Regions from separate parts of the Mus musculus genome. Here region 2 is linked to region 1. The links are chromatin loops, found by intact Hi-C in ENCODE. Cell type or tissue: left cerebral cortex. All regions are shown on one strand. Each heading gives the region's core, and the rest is flanking DNA. Links, peaks and the distances in the headings are about the cores only. Region 1 has its middle 110 kb from the start of Gm30791. Region 2 has its middle 59 kb from the start of Gm30791.

Region 1 (8,369 bases), core at 215-8,214:
CATGAAATGCTCAGGAAAAATAATAAAGATTAAAAGCATAGTCTCCCTTGTGATACCTCATGCAAAGTAGTTGGGATGTATCTTAGGCTTTTATTGCTATGAAGAGACACCATGACCGAAGCAACTCTTATAAAGGCGAACATTTAATTGAGCCTGGCTTACATACAGTTCAGAGGTTGAGTCCATTATCATCATTATAGAAAGCATGGCAGTGGACAGGCAGACCTGGTGCTGGAGGAGCTGAGACTTTTACATCTTGATCAGAAGGCAGCCAGAAGGAGACTTTCTTCTACAGACAGCCAGGAGAAGGGTCTCTTCAACACTGAGTGGAGCTTGAGCACTCAAGACCTCAAAGCTCACCCTCCAGAGTGACACACTTTCTCCAACAAGGCCACACCTATTCCAACAAGGCCACACCTCCTAATATTGCCACTTCCCATGGGCCAAGCATATTCAAACTATCACCCTAACACTTCAGTTTCTCCCTCTATGAAATGAGAATGATAATATGCATAATCCCAATATAATCCCATGAGATAAAATTCATGAGAGTACATTGTGCAATGAAATAATAAACACATTTTAAATGCATGAAGAGAAATCCAGAAGTGTGCCAAAAAACATTCTAAGATTGACTCACAGTTTACTTTTCTCTTTTAATATGTCTGCAAGGATCTGGAGGCCTTGGGATGTCAGCTCATCACCAACCAGTGGGGTAAGTTTAAGGGGAGTTTTTCTAGCAGGATCAAATTTTGACCCAAAGACTGACTTCTAGGTGTTATTGTTTCCACCAAGCTATATCCAGCATAACATTGCTTTCCATGTTTATTCATACTGGATGCATAGCTCTGCACCAGGTAGAGGGTAGAAAGAGGAGGCATAATGGCAAAATAATAGAGTTTACCACATGAATGCCATTAGGCGTCACAAGGCCAGCAAATACGCATGGAGAACAGGGACGGGGAGGTTCTGAATTCCTTTGAGTGCCATGAAATGGTGAGGCAAGTTCTAAGACTAGCTGATCCATTGGGGGACAAGAACTTTGTGAGCTCTGCTGACGCATTTCCACTTATCTACATCTTACAGAGTAGCAAACCAAATCGTACAGGCTCAATTACTACTTCAAAGTCACACAGTGGTCAAGGAAGTAGCATGGTTAGGCTCCTCCTTCGAAAGAAGTTTCAAAGGTCAGGATTGGAGTGGAGGTGGGAAACCGGCTGTGTCATAGCCTTGTGGTTGGTGACACTGAAACCAATGGATGTACGTGAGTGTTGGGAGCTTTGCGCAGTGAGGAATGAGGAAACGGAGAGGGTGCAGAAGGTTCTGGCACCCTACTCCAGCCTGGCACTGAGCAAGTAGTTGCTGATCAAGGAGGGCATTTTAAGCTCCTTTTGTCCTCATGTACCTACCTACCTGTAAGGACTTCCTAAAAACTTTGAAACCCACACAAGTTGGAAATCATTTGAAAATTTTCAATTAAATGTAAAGAAAGAAAAAAACAAGTAAATCTATTCTTTCTTTTGACTGCTCTATTGATTAAAATGAATGTCTGCGCAGGGACTGCTGAACCATGAAAAGCAATCTGTCTTACATGGGTAACAGATCGTTAGGAAATCATTGGGTTGGAGGAAAGAGTCAAGAAAAAAATTTTTTGCAGAGATTCACATGTGGGAGTGCCAGTGTGCTTATCTGTAGCCACAGAGCCGTGTATAGATGTGTGCATTTCTATATATAGGGGACATATGCCACACACTTCAATCAGCAATCATGAGCCAAGGATACAGGCAGGATTCCTGACAGAGTGGCACTGTGGATGGTTTAGCAGACTCTAAGCACGACTCTAAAGTGTGTACAAGTGGTAGGGGGACGAGTGCGGGGACTATTCACATAATAACTTAAGCTCTCAGGCATTCCTCCCTGACATGTGAGTTTGACAGAACCCACAACATTGCATCTCAAGACCATTCTCTGGGAGATTTCAGAAAACAAGTGGCATTAATATGGATGCCTCTAATTTCATCAAAATGTAGTTTACAAGAGGTGTTCTACATACAAGAGAGCTTTTGGTTAAGAGGAGGCATAAGGGAGGAGGGGATACAGAATTCTCCATTGCTATTACCAATTTTAATGAAACAAACTAAGGCAACTTCTGGAAGGTACAATTAAAGGGTTAAATTGCAATCAACCCACCTTTTGAAAACTTGGGAAATGAAGCAAGTTTCCTCCCTAAAATTCCTTCCAGTGGATATAAAGGGAAGGAAAGCGGGGAATTGGAGTTTACATTCAAACAGACAGAGGAAGATAAGGGGGCTAGGACTCCCCCTTCCCTGTGTGCCAGCTTGCTCTGCACACATTCATTAGCTACACTGTTCAGATCAGCACTCATCATTTCTGAAGGCCTGTTCATAATGATCATCTCTGTTCCCTTCTTTAATAGCTTCACTTCTGTGTGCTCTGTTCTTTCTTCACCCCAGCCTTCTTTGTCTTCCCTTCCCAAGACCTCTCTCTTTCCAGAACATGAGATGACTGACTTTGGAACCCACTGTGCTCCATCTGTGTACTGAAGCAGATCCTAACCAGGCGGTTCCCTGGGTCTTCAGAGTGGCATCTAAGGAAATGAGGCTTCATTTGGGAAACTTCTGAGTCCACTTACGATGTTCCATGGCATGATGCATGTTTCCTTTACATGCCTGTAACGCAGCCTCTGGGCTCTTTAATCAAGCTCTCCAAGTTTCAACTTAATTATGAAATGGGTTAATAATTACTACGACAGTAGAAAACCTAGACGCTAAAACTCATGACACGGGTGTCTCCTGTAGTCTAAGAAGTGTCATAAAGTTAAGGATTTCTGAAAGTTTGGAAGCAGTTTTGACTAGCTGTTGTTTAGCTCCTGAGGGAAGTGAGCTGACTCTTTCCCTTGGCCTCAGAAGGTGATGACAACTGCACATAAAGCCTTAAAACAACACCCATTTTATACAGGAGAGAGAGAGAGAGAGAGAGAGAGAGAGAGAGAGAGAGAGAGAGAGAGAGAGAGAGAGAGAGAGAGTCTTCAGAGAAAAATAGACTCCAGTGGAACTAAAGAAGGAACCATTGAGCACTCTAGAGTTGGCTTCCAACTCACCTTTCCTGCATTCTTCTAGTTAAGAGTCCCTGCCATAAGCAAGCAAGCTAGAGGCAAACACAGCAATGTCCAGCCTATCCCTGGCCTGGAATAGGAGCCAGGTGAAGGATTTGAGGAAGAGTGAATGAGACTATAAAAAATAATGAGTACAAATCACTTCCATAGGAAATGCTTTGGGGAGGAAGAATTTGCTAATGTGGAAGTCCATTAACCTTTGAGCTCAATTACCCTTTTATTTCAATGTACATAAATAATTATTTAATGCTCGTTATCAGCAGGTACCTGGGCATAAAGAGGGACAACAGATGCTGGTTCCTGGGAAGGCTGAAGAACGACTTGCCTCCATATATGTTCTTATCTGTTCTCCTTGTTGGTAAATTTGAGGATATTAACAGATGAAGTCCGATGGAAAAAGTAGTACCCTCCAATAATTAACTCCCTAGAGAGAATAATAAGAATACCAAGCCTATGAAAATAGACTGGAATGTGCACTTGTAACGGGTTATTTAGCTCTCTCCCTTAGTTTACTTTTCCCAATCAAGATGCTCCATCCTCTCACTTAAATAGCTGTCAATAGCACCTGCAAATTGATTTATCCCTTGATGAAGTTAAAGATTTTTCTGAAAAAAAAATCTAGAAATAGTTTTTGAATACTTGCTGCTGTTATTTAGCATCCGAGACTTCTGAGCAGCATACACCCCCCCCCCCCACCCACTCCACACACTATTTTTCATCTTAGAATTCTAGCATCTGCATACATTTGGAGCCCGACTTGCCTTTTTCTTAGATGCGTGGATATGGAAAATGCAATAGAGCTGCTTATCATGCACTCAGGCTGAGTGAAGTTTTATCATAATGAAACTAAATGAAATTCCCAATTGCTCCGGTGAAGAGGGATGCCTTGATATTCCACTTGTGGGAAATTGGCTCTGTGCCAGAAATAAAGTGACATCAACCCCAGTGTGGGGGGAACTCAGGGAAACAAACTCATCCCGTGAGCCCGAGTGTTGCTTATAAGGTGGTCTTGGTAGATGGTCCTTATTGGGAGTGTGGTGAGGCTAGAGGAGAGGCTGGGAGGGCGGAGGTAAGGAAAAGGAGAGGCAGGAGAAAGAGAAAGGGGGAAAGTTGTCCTCTGGTTACATGACCTGTACTCATCTGAAGTCTGACCATGGGTTCCTCTGTTTGCCATCTGTCATTGTTCCTTTACTAGCCCTGCAATGGGCAGCCATTAGCATATGTGTGAGAGAGAAGGATAATGGCAGCTCTACAATATAGACATGTACATGCATACATATTGATATACAATATAGATAAAGACCCGTAGAGATGTGCATATGTATACATACAAATCTTTGTACATACTCTTTAAAACATATGGCTTGACTTGTTTATATGTGTCTGTCCTCACTCCCTCTATATTGTATGTCAGACTGTACTAGGTTTCTTTTTACCTAAAACGCTGTCCAACCATGCTGTGCAAGGCAGATCTGTGTTGTTGCTTCTAAATGTGCTGCTGTAGGTCACAGTTGTGGTTCCATCATGCTTTATTTAACCATTTCTCCATCGGGACCTTCAGGTTTTCTCCCTTTTTTCCCACTGTCATGAACAGGGCTGTGATAAACATCCTTAGCCATGTGTCCACATGGCCCTGGGGAAACTTCTGGAATATACATGCCAAGGGGGAACTGACTAACCATGGTGTGTGTTTGTGTGTGTGTGTGTGTGTGTGTGTGTGTGTGTGTGTGCGCGTGCATGCAGAAGCTTGATAGAAGCTTATACTGGCAAATTGCTCTTAGAAACAGACAGCTTGGCCTATGCTCTAAACATGAAAGTTTGTGGACTTCCACTCTTCACCACTCATATAGAACTCAAATTACTGCAAATTATGATGTAGTAGCTTATTTTGATACTTTAATCCATTTCTAGCTGTCCTTTCATTGCTATTGCTTGTTGGGCTTCATTGAGCTCCATCTGATGTAAATTTGCGGCTTATAACCTGTGTGTATACTAGTGTTTATGGTGGTTAGAATGAGCAACGGTCCCCATAGGCTGGGGTATTTGAACACTTGGTCTCCTGCTGATGATAGCATTTGGGAAAGATAGAGAACCTTCAGGAGGTATGGTCTTGCTAAAGAAAGTACACCACGGAGACAGGCTTCCAGGGTTTATAACCTCACCCTGCTTCTAGTTTACTCTCTGTCTGCTTCATGTTTTCAGTTGAAGATGTGATATCAGCTTCCTGCTCTGGACACCAGCTGCTACCACCTCTCCTAATATGAGCTCTCCTTCTCAAACCATTAGCCAAAATAAACTCTTCCTTGAGTTGCTTTGGTCACAGTGTTTCATCACAGCAACAGTAAAGTCTCTAAAACAGGGTTCATGCCTTTCTCTTGCAGAGCTATGAGAATGCTCAAGTATTAATCTTAATTCAAAAAAATCTGTATTTTATATACATTATCATATATTTGAATTCTCAATCTGTCCATAGCTATTCTACCCATGATGCCTAACTATAGTCCAATTTTTGTTTTTATGTACCTTTTATGTCTTAAGGTTATTTTCTATAACTTGAAATTTTTGCTTTTCAAGCTGTAATTAAGCTGAAGCCAACGTTGCTCAGAGCTTTGGTGAGTGGTCTAGTTCTATTTTCATGTAGCAAATGTTCATCTCATGATACCTGCTAACGAGATATCTACCTCCTAGCCGCTTTTCAATCCTACCTGTAAAACTACATGTAGTGAGACTATCTGGAGGAGTTCTGTTTTGTTCTGTTGGTCTATGTGTCTGCTCTCAGACTAGTGATGATTTCTTTTAACTTCCATGGTTTCCTGGCAAATCTCACAGGAAAGCAAAGCATTCTCAATCTTGACCTAGTCATCTATGGACTTTTCTATCTTTGTATAATTTTAGAATAAATACATTAAGCCCTTTTCAAAAGTATCCAGCTAGTATCTCCATTGGAAAGGTACTGAAATATAGAATAATTTGAAAATATTAACATCTGTATTATAGTACATTTTCCTCTTCAAATTATCCAATTCAGGTCTAAAATTATCCAACCCAACATACATTTGGGTTATTGCCATATAGAAGATATGATAATTTTTTAGGGTTTTCTATAGATATCTAGTGTACTCCTTAGCTTAACAACATACTTTGTTTTAGGTTTCTGGTGTTATAGATGGCTCTTTAGACTGTTTAAATATTCTAGTTTGTCAATGCCATCATAGGAGACATGCAGTCTCTTGATGACCACGTTGTTTCTGAAGGTGTCTCCAGCCTCCTCCACAACGTGGCTTGATTCTTTTGACTTGTCTTTGCATATGATCATATTATTTGAAAATGACAATTTCAGACCTTCTGATCATTTTACCTTTCATTTCTTTTTTTTTTTTTTTTGCATTTATTTCCTTTTAAAAGCACTTTTTAGGGGGTGAACAAATGGCTCTGTGTTTAACAGTACTTTGCTATTCTTCTGGAGAAGCCGAGTTCAACTCCCAGGACCCACGTAAGGCCACTCACAACCACCTGTCACTTCAGCTCCAGGACATCATCAATGCTGTTGGCCTCCACAGGCATCTGCACTCACAATCATGTGCACAGGATTGCACACACACACACACACACACACACACACACACACATATATGTATGTATATATACACACACATATATATATATATGCTTGATTCTAAGATAAGTCTTTAAAAAGCACTTCTTTGAGATACCTGCCTAATTCAGACAAATATGGCCTCAGTTTAACTGACGGTTAGCTAGTTCCTAGACATGAGTATGTCTGCATCTCTCTAGGGATTGGGGCATCTGCACTGTATTCACTTTAAAGAGCCCTTTACCATTTCCAGAGTTCTGTCTACAGTATCTACCTACTCTGCAAAAGGGGATTTAAAAGAAAGTCATCAAACCCACTTATAAATGGAATCCTAATGGAATCCTAGAGCTTTCTTTTCAAGCAAGTGATGAATGGGTTTAGGTGGGAAGTTGTCATTGTGGGTATTTTCTGTCTGGTGAGGACTATGTTCTGTAGTGTGTACATAGACATACGTTTGAGTACCAAGGAGGCACACATGCTGTTTTCCATATGGCCTGGACTCTTCTAAACTTTTCCTGCAGATCTCATTTCCTCTAACAGATCTTTGAGATGAGTGCTATTCTCCCATTGCCAAGTTGGGAAAGTTGGGGCAAGAGAAAGATAACAACTTTCATAGGTCAGAATTCTGCTCATGATAGCCTGTGCTCTCGGTCTCACACTGCATGCCCTGTGTCCCAGGATACATGGCCATGATCTGACACTATTGACAGCACTATTGTTGATGTGATTGTCACAGCATTGTTGATGGCAGCCAGGGGTCAGCTTTACCTGGCCTCTTTTGTCATGTATCATTCTGTTTAGTTGCTGTAGTCATAATGAAGTAATACAGGATCCTAGCATCCCTTCAAAAACCATCACCTTGACCTCTACCCTTTAGGCTCCAACAGGAAGCTCCTTCAAACTAAAATAAGTATATCTGCTCTCTCGATGAATGTGCAAGAAAAAAGGAAGCAAGAAGAAAAGTGGCTTGTGTCACCTACTGCTTTCCATTTGAAGTGACATAGTCTGTGAAAGGAGGAAGCGTGGAGCTTCCTGGAAGAAGCAGCAACGTTTGAGTACTAAAAATTCCCAGATTAGCAACATCGGCATTCAGTTTACACCTCCTCCCCCACTTCAAAAATGCCACAAATGCCAACCCCCTACCCCCTTGCCCCTCACCACCTATGGCAGGTACAGCACCCAGGAGAGTGGGTTCTTCACCTTGCTGGGTCAGCACAGTAGAGCTGGCCATGGTTGCAGAGTTGTGGGTGAGCCACACAGAAGGCATGAGTGTAGAAGAGAGATCACCTTGCCACTTGTCTTCATGGTGACATGAGCTAGGGATAGATGCTCTGCACCCCACCCAACAGCCCTCAACCCTCACCATCTATACCAGGCAGGAGAGCCAGCCCCTGAGGTCATTAGAGTGGGGGTTGCTCTATTCCCTGATGACTGCAGCATTGGGTGAGCTAGTCAGGTCAGTGTTGGAGAGTTTGCACTGCTGGTGTAAGTGTGGGAGAGCTAGTAGGATAACCAGCTTAGCTACCACCCAGGACCAGATCAAGAGCTCTGCGTTGGTCCACTGTAGCATGTACCTCATCTATGAACTGCCAGAGCACATGAAGGGGCTGGTCCTACAGATCTAAAGCTGTAAGATCC
Region 2 (8,369 bases), core at 222-8,221, 170 kb after region 1:
GAGACAAACATGGTATGTACTCACTTATGAATGGATATTAGTCATAAAGTACAGGATAACCATGCTAGGATCCATAGATCCAAAAAATCTAGGTAACAAGGAGGGTCCAGGGGAGGATGCTTGAATTTCCCTGAGATGGGGAAATAGAATAGATATCAAAGACAGATAGAAGAAAGGGCCTGGGTGGGGGATGGAGAGAAACAGGAGGGATCAAGTGTAGGGAAAGAGTACTGGGAAAGAGAACTGGAATTGGTTGGTGGGGAGGCATCTCTGGGGAGAACTAGAAACCTAGGATAATGGAAATTCCCAGAAATCTATGAGGGTGACCCTAGCTAAGACACCTAGCAACTGGGGATATGGAACTGAAATGACCATCTCTTGTAACCAGGCAAGACTTCCAATGGAAGGATTGGGGACACTAACTCAGCCACAAAACTTTTGACCCACAATTTGTCTTGCCTACAAGACGTACAGGATTAAAGATGAAGTAGAAATCGGGGAATTGGCCAACCAATGACTGATATAACTTGAGACCTAAGCCATGAGAGGGAGTCTACCTATGACACTATTAATGGTATTCTGCTATACGTGCAGACAGGAGCCTAGCATAACTCACACGAGAAGCTTCACCCAGCAACTGGTGGAAACAGATGCACAGACCTACAGCCAAACATTATGCAGAGCTTGGGAAATCCTGGGGAAGAGGGGGAGGAAGTATTGAAGGAACCGGAGGGGTCAAGGACACCACAAAATACAGAATCAACTAACTTGGACTCATAGGGACCCACAAGAGACTGAACCTCCAAACAGAGAGCATGCATGGTATGGACGTAGATCCTCCGGAGCTTGGTCTTCATGTGGGATTCCGAAAAGGAGGAGCAGGGACTGTCTCTGACTCTGTTGCCTGTCTTTGGATCCCTATCCCCTAGCTGGGCTGACTTGTCTAGCCTCAAAAGGTAAAGAGGTGATGTGCTTAGTCCCTACTGCAACTTGATACGCCAAGGTGGCTTGATATTCAGGGGAAGCCTCCCCTTTTCTGTGGAGGAAAAAAAAAAAAAAGGAGAGGTGGATGGGGGAGGGGAGGGGAGAAGCTGCAGTCAGGATGTAAAGTAACTTAGTTAATTAGCTAAAAATGACCACCATAGGTACATAGGGAGTGGCACTATTTGGAAGCATGGCCTTGTTGGAATAGGTGTGGCTTTGTTGGAAGAAGTGTGTTACTAGGAATTGGGCTTGCTTTGAGGCCTCAGGTGTTCAAGGCCCACCCAGGGTAACATTCTCATCGAGTTGCCTGTAGATCCAGATGTAGCATTCTCAGCTCCTTCTCCAGCACCATGTCTGCCTGCATGATGCCATGTTTCCTGCCATGATAATAATGTACTCTGAACTATAAGCCAGCCCCTATAAAATGTATAAGAGTTTCCTTTATAAGAGTCTCTTTGTAGCAATGGAACCCAAACTAAGACACTGCCCAGGAAATAGCAGTGAACATGAGGCTAGGATAGGATTTGAGGAAAGTCTATCCAACCTTGAATTTGCTGTTCCAACCCTCTCTGTGATGTATTTTAGACTTAAAGATGTGAGCATCCGCGACCACCCCAGCACAATCAAACCTCCGTTCCTGGCTATCCCTTGCTCTATTCCCATCCACTCAAAGCTCAATCCCAGCATAAAGTTCTCCTTTTTACTCCTGAGATATGCCCTACTAACCTCCTGAACCCATATTCTCTGGTCACTACCCACGTGGATAAGCCCTTCTATTCTCCTACTCAAAATGTGCTACACTTGTAGGATGCACTCAAGTTCTAACCAAGCTTGGCCCACATTAGAATCAATCTCTCCCAATCTCCTTAATGGAGAAAGCCTTTTGTTAACCTCTATTCTAAGATGCCACAGGGACAGGTGACAGCCCAATGACTTAAAGCTTTTATGAGCGCTACACATTTCTCACACCAAGATGGTTTGCAATAGATCACGTGTGGTTAATGCATCCAGTTCACAACTGTAATCTCCAAAGCAGGTCTCTTTGAATTCTGAGTTGGATTCCAAGTCATTTAAAAGTCAAGGCAACAACTCTTTGCTTTGCCACAATGTGCAAATAATATTGGAAAATAGTTTAATCCCTACAATGCATTCAATAATATTTGAAAATATTTTAATGCCTATATTATGAAGCACTGTGTTAGAGAAGCAAGAAATTCTGTTCACACTGAGCTGTGTACAAGTAGCAGGGAAGAGGTGGAGGAGGAAAAGGAAGAGGAGGAGGACAAAGAAGTGAACACGGGGCTTATTTAAACAAGAACTGGTTCTGTTTCCTGTTAGATAAAAGCAGTAATTGTACGTGTGAGTAAAACGACCTTATATACCTTACAAGTCATCTTAATAGCCCCAGGCTGATTGATTAGCGTGTAATAATTATTAAATCATTTCATGTATTGTGTCACTCACCTACATTAGAATCTGTATGTGCAGAGTCCTGTTTTATCAGAAAGAGAGTTAGCACCTCCAACAGACTGGATGAGCCTAGTCAATGCGCAGGCGCCCACTTACAAGTCTAGGTTCTGCTTCCTTCCCCAGCCCGATCCCTTTTCTGAAAGTCTGCTGGTACATTCGCTCTGATGGGGGAAAAAAAAGCTGTTTCCTATCAGCTGTGCTGGGCTTGGCCCCAGCCCTGCTGAGCTGCAGGGCACTGGGCTATAAGAGCCACGTTGGAAGTGACTCCTTTGATGTTTTCAAAGGTCGGAACATATCGTTCCCCTTTTGGAGTGTCACTCGGCTGTAGGCAGAGGATGTTTCAGCTGCTGGGAGAGCCAATTAGAGCCAATTATAACCCAACTAACCTCCCATGACACTGAAACTCCTTGTAGAACTTGCCAGTTTCTTGCAAAAAAAAAAAAAATAGTGTACTTCTGTGCCTAGCTCCAGTGTGGATGAAGCATGCCCAAACCCAGATGTCCCCAGTCATTCCAGTTCCTGTCCACTACTACTAAACACTGCAATCACCTGGACAGGCCTTTAATTACTAGACTAGACTCCTAGACTCCATGCCTGCAATCCCGTTGAGATGGTCTGAGTTGCAGATCTAGGCATGTGGCCTTTTGAAATATCCCCAGGGGGCTGGTGAGATGGCTCAGCGGGTAAGGGCACCGACTGCTCTTCTGAAGGTCCCGAGTTCAAATCCCAGCAACCACATGGTGGCTCTGAACCACCCATAATGAGATCGGACACCCTCTTCTGGCATGTCTGAAGACAGTTACAGTGTACTTACGTATAATAATAAATAAATCTTAAAAAAAAATAATAAAAAATAAAATATCCCCAGGTTGCAAAACTGGCAGAATCTGACTCATCGAAGGACACAGAGGGGCTTCTGAGAAACCTGGGTTCTGTCTCCTTCTCCATGATGACACATTTTTTTCTGGATTATTTGGAGCCTGCTTTTATTAACTTTGGGTTATTATTTCATGTTCTTAACTGTTAAATTTATCAGGGTTTGTTTTGTTTTGTTTTGTTTTGTTTTTCATTTTTGGGAGGCATAAGCCCAGACCCTCATACAAGTTCTTTACTATTAAGCTACACTCTCAGCCCTACCATTACACATGTTCAGAAAAAAAATCTGTATGTTACAAGATTTTATTCTTTCTTAACCAAAAGTATTTCTAGAACCTGAACTAAGCAAGTAGACAAGGGAAAATGTTTTATAAACTCCTTTTCCAAATATTACTGAAAACTGCTTTCATCCAACAGGAAACTGAATCCATATCATTTCAAAAGAACTTGGAACCTTTGCCGATTCCAGTTACTTGTGTGTGTTTGTGTGTGTGTGTGTGTGTGTGTGTGTGTGTGTGTGTGTGTTTGTGTGTGTATGTGTGCTCCCTATGTTTATCTATGAACACATCCACACACATCTCCCATACTGAAAAGCACTGTGCAAAGAAGATGCCCAATGGGTAGTAATGAATGCATAAGTACATGGATGGCACAGAGATTAAAACTATTAGATAAATTACTTTTATTTGCACATATAGATATATGAATATGTAGCTTATATGTAAATATAACCTTATTTCCAGTTGGCATCTGATAACAGGGCATCTGTTATAAATTTCATATTTTAATTCAATCAGATATAAATAACTTATATATATACATGTATATATATACATATATATCAGGATATGATTTAATTTCTTAAATGTTACTTTATTACATTGATGTCTTCACTAATGATTAAAACAAGGCTTCATAAGTGGGTATTTCCAAGATGAATCTTGAATTGTAAAGGGGATTCATTCAACTCCATGAAGTCAAATGAAAGGTAACCTTCAAAATAAATGAGAATACTTCCAAACAGTATTAGGTGATATGTCTAATCATTGTCAAAGGTTACATTTGGTTTTCAGCAGTTCTTTCTGCTCACAAAACCTTGAGCAGAAAACATATTTATGGACATATATTTATATCTATTTATAATGTTCATAGTAAGAGAAAGATGACCCATCATGATTGGCAGGTTAGGAACTTTACTAACAGGTGAGAGTGCGTGTTTCATTGAGTGTTTTATGCATACGGTCTCATTAATCTATACAAGAGCCCACCGAACTTGATAACTACTCAGATGAGGAAACTTAAGCTTTTGGTTCTTTAAAGATTTAATTTGTCCAAGCTCTGAGATTTAATTGGCTTAGACAAGAATTCAATTTGAGTTCACCAAGTCCAGTGCCTGCATTTTTAACCACAGCAATAGAAAACAGAAAGCAAGCGAGCCTATTCCTTGGCCTTGAATTAAAAGCCCTCAACTGAAGACAAGGCTCAGACAGCACATGCTGATCCCTCTTTCCTGAAATTTAGCATATCCAGCATCCAAAGAGCCCATCCTTTAGCTAGGAAAAAAAAAAAAAAAAAAAAAACCTTTCCAGTCCCTGTAAAGAAAGCATTGCTCCAAATGAGCCACATTAGCACTCTCTGTTTTCAGTATTTATTTCTTTATTATTTGCTCTAATTATCTAGAAATCTATATTTTAACCCTAATTGTCTCCCAGTGGTCATGATTAAGGCATGGCTGAAATTTGCATTGCAAACACCAGGAGGCCCTCAACAACAAGAGCAGCAGATGAATTCTGAACTTGGCGACTAACAGCCTTTACTGCTTCATTTTCATGTCTTCCTGGCTTCATTCTGGCCCAAGGTTGTTATTATTATTATTTTTTTCAGGTTCCAAAGGTTGGGAGGGGCTAGCATGCAGGATAACGATTTCAAGCCTTCACTGACTCTATCAAGTACATCAAATTTGAACTTATTGCTGAAACCACATCTTTGAATACAAAGCTCAAGGATCAGGGCCGCATGTACATTTTACTAATGAATATTTATAGGGCCACCCACAGAGTGCACAATCTTATACAAGCCACTCTATTTATATGATGGCTATTTGGGAAAACCAATGTGGTCTTAGAAAGAGACATGCTGTAGGTAGGATGCCTTTTTATCTCTCTCTAGGGGAGGGTGAAAGCCTTCATGGATATTTGCTCTTCTTCACTTCTGTTATTTTAAAGTTTTATTTATTTTAAAAATAGTTACAGCCTAGCCAGGTAAATATATTGCTATAAATCCCATTTAACTTCTTCCCCCCTCACTGGAATAGGCTCATAAAAGACAACAGAAACCTGCAGAAAATTCAATGAGGGAATAAGATTGTCAATACAGTGTGTGTATTTGGAAATAAAATGGCACAATCAGGTATAAAGAAGAGCCCACATTGGAGTTAATAAAAATCAGTCTCGAAGAAGCCTGCATCTAAGTAATCTTATCTTTTAATAACGAGAAAACTTGCTGGGGTTCTTCCTTCGGTGTCTGTTAAGAGTTTGCCAGCCACATGCAGAGATAGAAAAGACGGAGAGGGGAGAGCCCATCTTGTCTCTGAGCCCCATCCATGGGGATGGAAGACCCCAGGCACAGGGCACCTCACTCTGCTGCACGCACCCCAGCATCCCCATACTCTGCTTACCACTCCAGAATGTGAATGAGCCAGTGTCATAGAAGAGAATGAATATCAGGCACTGTTGTGATGCAAATCATGAAATGCGCTTAATGAATGGTAGCTATACTTGGTTAACAGATGCCTTTAAATATTCAAATGAAAAAAATAGTAAAACTGATCTCCAGAGCCTCATAAGACTATCTGAACTATTATATTTTCATGTCTCTAAGAAGCTATTGACTGTAAGACACATTATTCATCTAATAGCTTTCCTGGGGGAAAAGGAAAACATGATCATATTGAATATTATATACAATTTATATATGGTAATATTTTTGCTTCAATTGTCAGCTAGCCACAATCTAGAGTCACCAAGGAAAGGGAGTCTCAATTAGGGACTGACTAGATTAACTTGGCCCCTGGGCATGCCTTGGATAGATTTTCTTTACTGTGTCGAATGAAGCTAGAAGACCACCTTGAATGTGAGTAGCACCATTTTGGGTCTTGGGCTTTGGATTGCAATGACGAGAAGAGGTCCCTGAGCACCAGCAGGCAGGCATTGATTTATTACTCCCTGCCCTTGACTACAGACGTAATGTGGCGAGCTGCCTCAAGTTCCTGCCATCAAGGATGGACTATAACCTGATACTGTGAGCCAAAGAATCCCTTCATCCTAGCAACAGGAAATGAAACAAAGACATGGATATCAAGACACACATTTATTTTAGAAACACTGAAACGTGAGAAAGCATATCTTGTAGATGAAAACTACTACAGAATAAATGCTTTGTTTGAAGAGTATCCTTATATTCATTCTCTAATTTTTCACCAAGCTTTCATAAGTTTGCATTAATTATTATTTCCATTTTGCAGATGAAAAGAACCAAGCCTCTGAGATGGTATATAATTATCTGGAGAGAGCACAGCAAATAAGGCAATACTTATAGCTCTTTGCTGGTAAGTGTACTAGTCTTTCTGCCATCCTATGCTGTCTTCCTGTCATAAAATGCTAGAAGCTTTTGGCTTAAATATGTTGCTGAGCACAAGTGAAGGACACATATATTCAGATCCTGATACAGTAGAGTCTTCTTAGCTGCTTTCAAAAGCTCTTCATTCTTAATGACGATCATCTTCATCCCAAGCTAAAGTCATTCCCTCTTCTTGCAGAGGGCTGGTGGGATAATAAAGATGCAGCTGACTCCCAGTACAGAGAAGGTGGAGCTTGAAGGTTTGGCTTGATCCTGGGTAGCTGGCTCATTGGTATTTGCTTGTCACTTATCTCAGAACACCTCCTTTAGAGATCACCGTGGTGATCTGGCTGCTTAACTACCTGTGGTCTGCTGAGAATCTTTCCAAATCCTTGGTACAATGAACGTGCAACATCCCTAGAGTTTTACTTCGCTAGACTGCAGTCACCCATCCCTGCACTGTCTTAGGTTTGCAAGATGCTTTCTCCATCAAGTAGACTGGGGAAAATTGATCTGTTGTCAGAGTTTAGCTGAAACTTGTTATGACTTAGAAGGCTCTGGGAAGCTCAGCAAAGCTGAGCTGGGATATGCTTGACTAGCAGACATGGGCCTTGGTGGTAGCATCTGGGTATGGAATGGAGGGTGCTAGGGGATATCTGACATCTGCCAGTGCTACCAGCCAGCAGAAAATGTGTAAACAGAACACCCTTCCTCTAGAACAATTACACCCCAAACCACATCACGAGAAGAAAGAGTTCAGGGTCACCTCCTTCTCTCCAGTGTATGTCACACATTAAACTAAAGGCAGGGGAGACTGGCAAGGCCTCCCAGTCACTGAAAGGATTCTGTCTGGGGCCTAGGGCATCCAAATTCTATTTTTGCCTCAATTAGTGCTAAAGAATAAATAAGGTTATCCATTTGTGCATTTATATTATTCATCAGCAAACTACAAGTTTTGAGACTACTTTGTGCTTTAAGACCTCGTGCTGCTCCTAATCACACTTGGAGAGGGGAAAACCCTGACTGTGGATATTGAGAGGAGCACAGAGGCTTGGCGGTGACCCTGAATCAATGAAGGTTCCAAAGCTACACCAAAGTGGCCTCTGTAAAACCCAGACCCCTGATCCCCCATCACCAGTGGGCACGGTGTAAGACCTCAAGAGGGAAGGGAAGCATCTCTTTAAGTCTCATTTTGCTGCATCTCTACATAATTTTTGAGTAGAATGATGCTTAGAACATGAGAAAGTTGAGTCCGGTCATGGTCATTTGAAACAACAGTGAGACCCTCCACCTGTCAGAAGGGCTGTTATCAGAAAAGGACTGGGGGTGCTGAGGAGGGCAAGCTTGGCAGGCTGCTGATGGGAATGTGCATTGGCATTGCTGTTACTGCTACAGCAGAAGCTCCTCCAAATGTCCCAACC

The links. Peaks named below come from ENCODE experiments on the same cell type or tissue, not always from the same donor. Only the 100,000 strongest peaks of a DNase experiment are listed, where the experiment ranks them.
Region 2: it touches region 1 in a loop (1.9-fold over the local background); 2 of 42 quality-filtered maps call a loop at or near these places.

Annotation. Positions count from the first base shown.
Region 1 is chr9:27,628,462-27,636,830 of GRCm38, reverse strand. No RefSeq gene overlaps it. Among named protein-coding and RNA genes, the nearest start is that of Gm30791, 110 kb to the right of the region's middle. In left cerebral cortex, for the core only: no CTCF peak of the experiment used is centred there; DNase peaks (open chromatin) are centred at 765, 1,714 and 3,959.
Region 2 is chr9:27,455,571-27,463,939 of GRCm38, reverse strand. No RefSeq gene overlaps it. Among named protein-coding and RNA genes, the nearest start is that of Gm30791, 59 kb to the left of the region's middle. In left cerebral cortex, for the core only: a CTCF peak has its summit at 5,071; no DNase peak of the experiment used is centred there.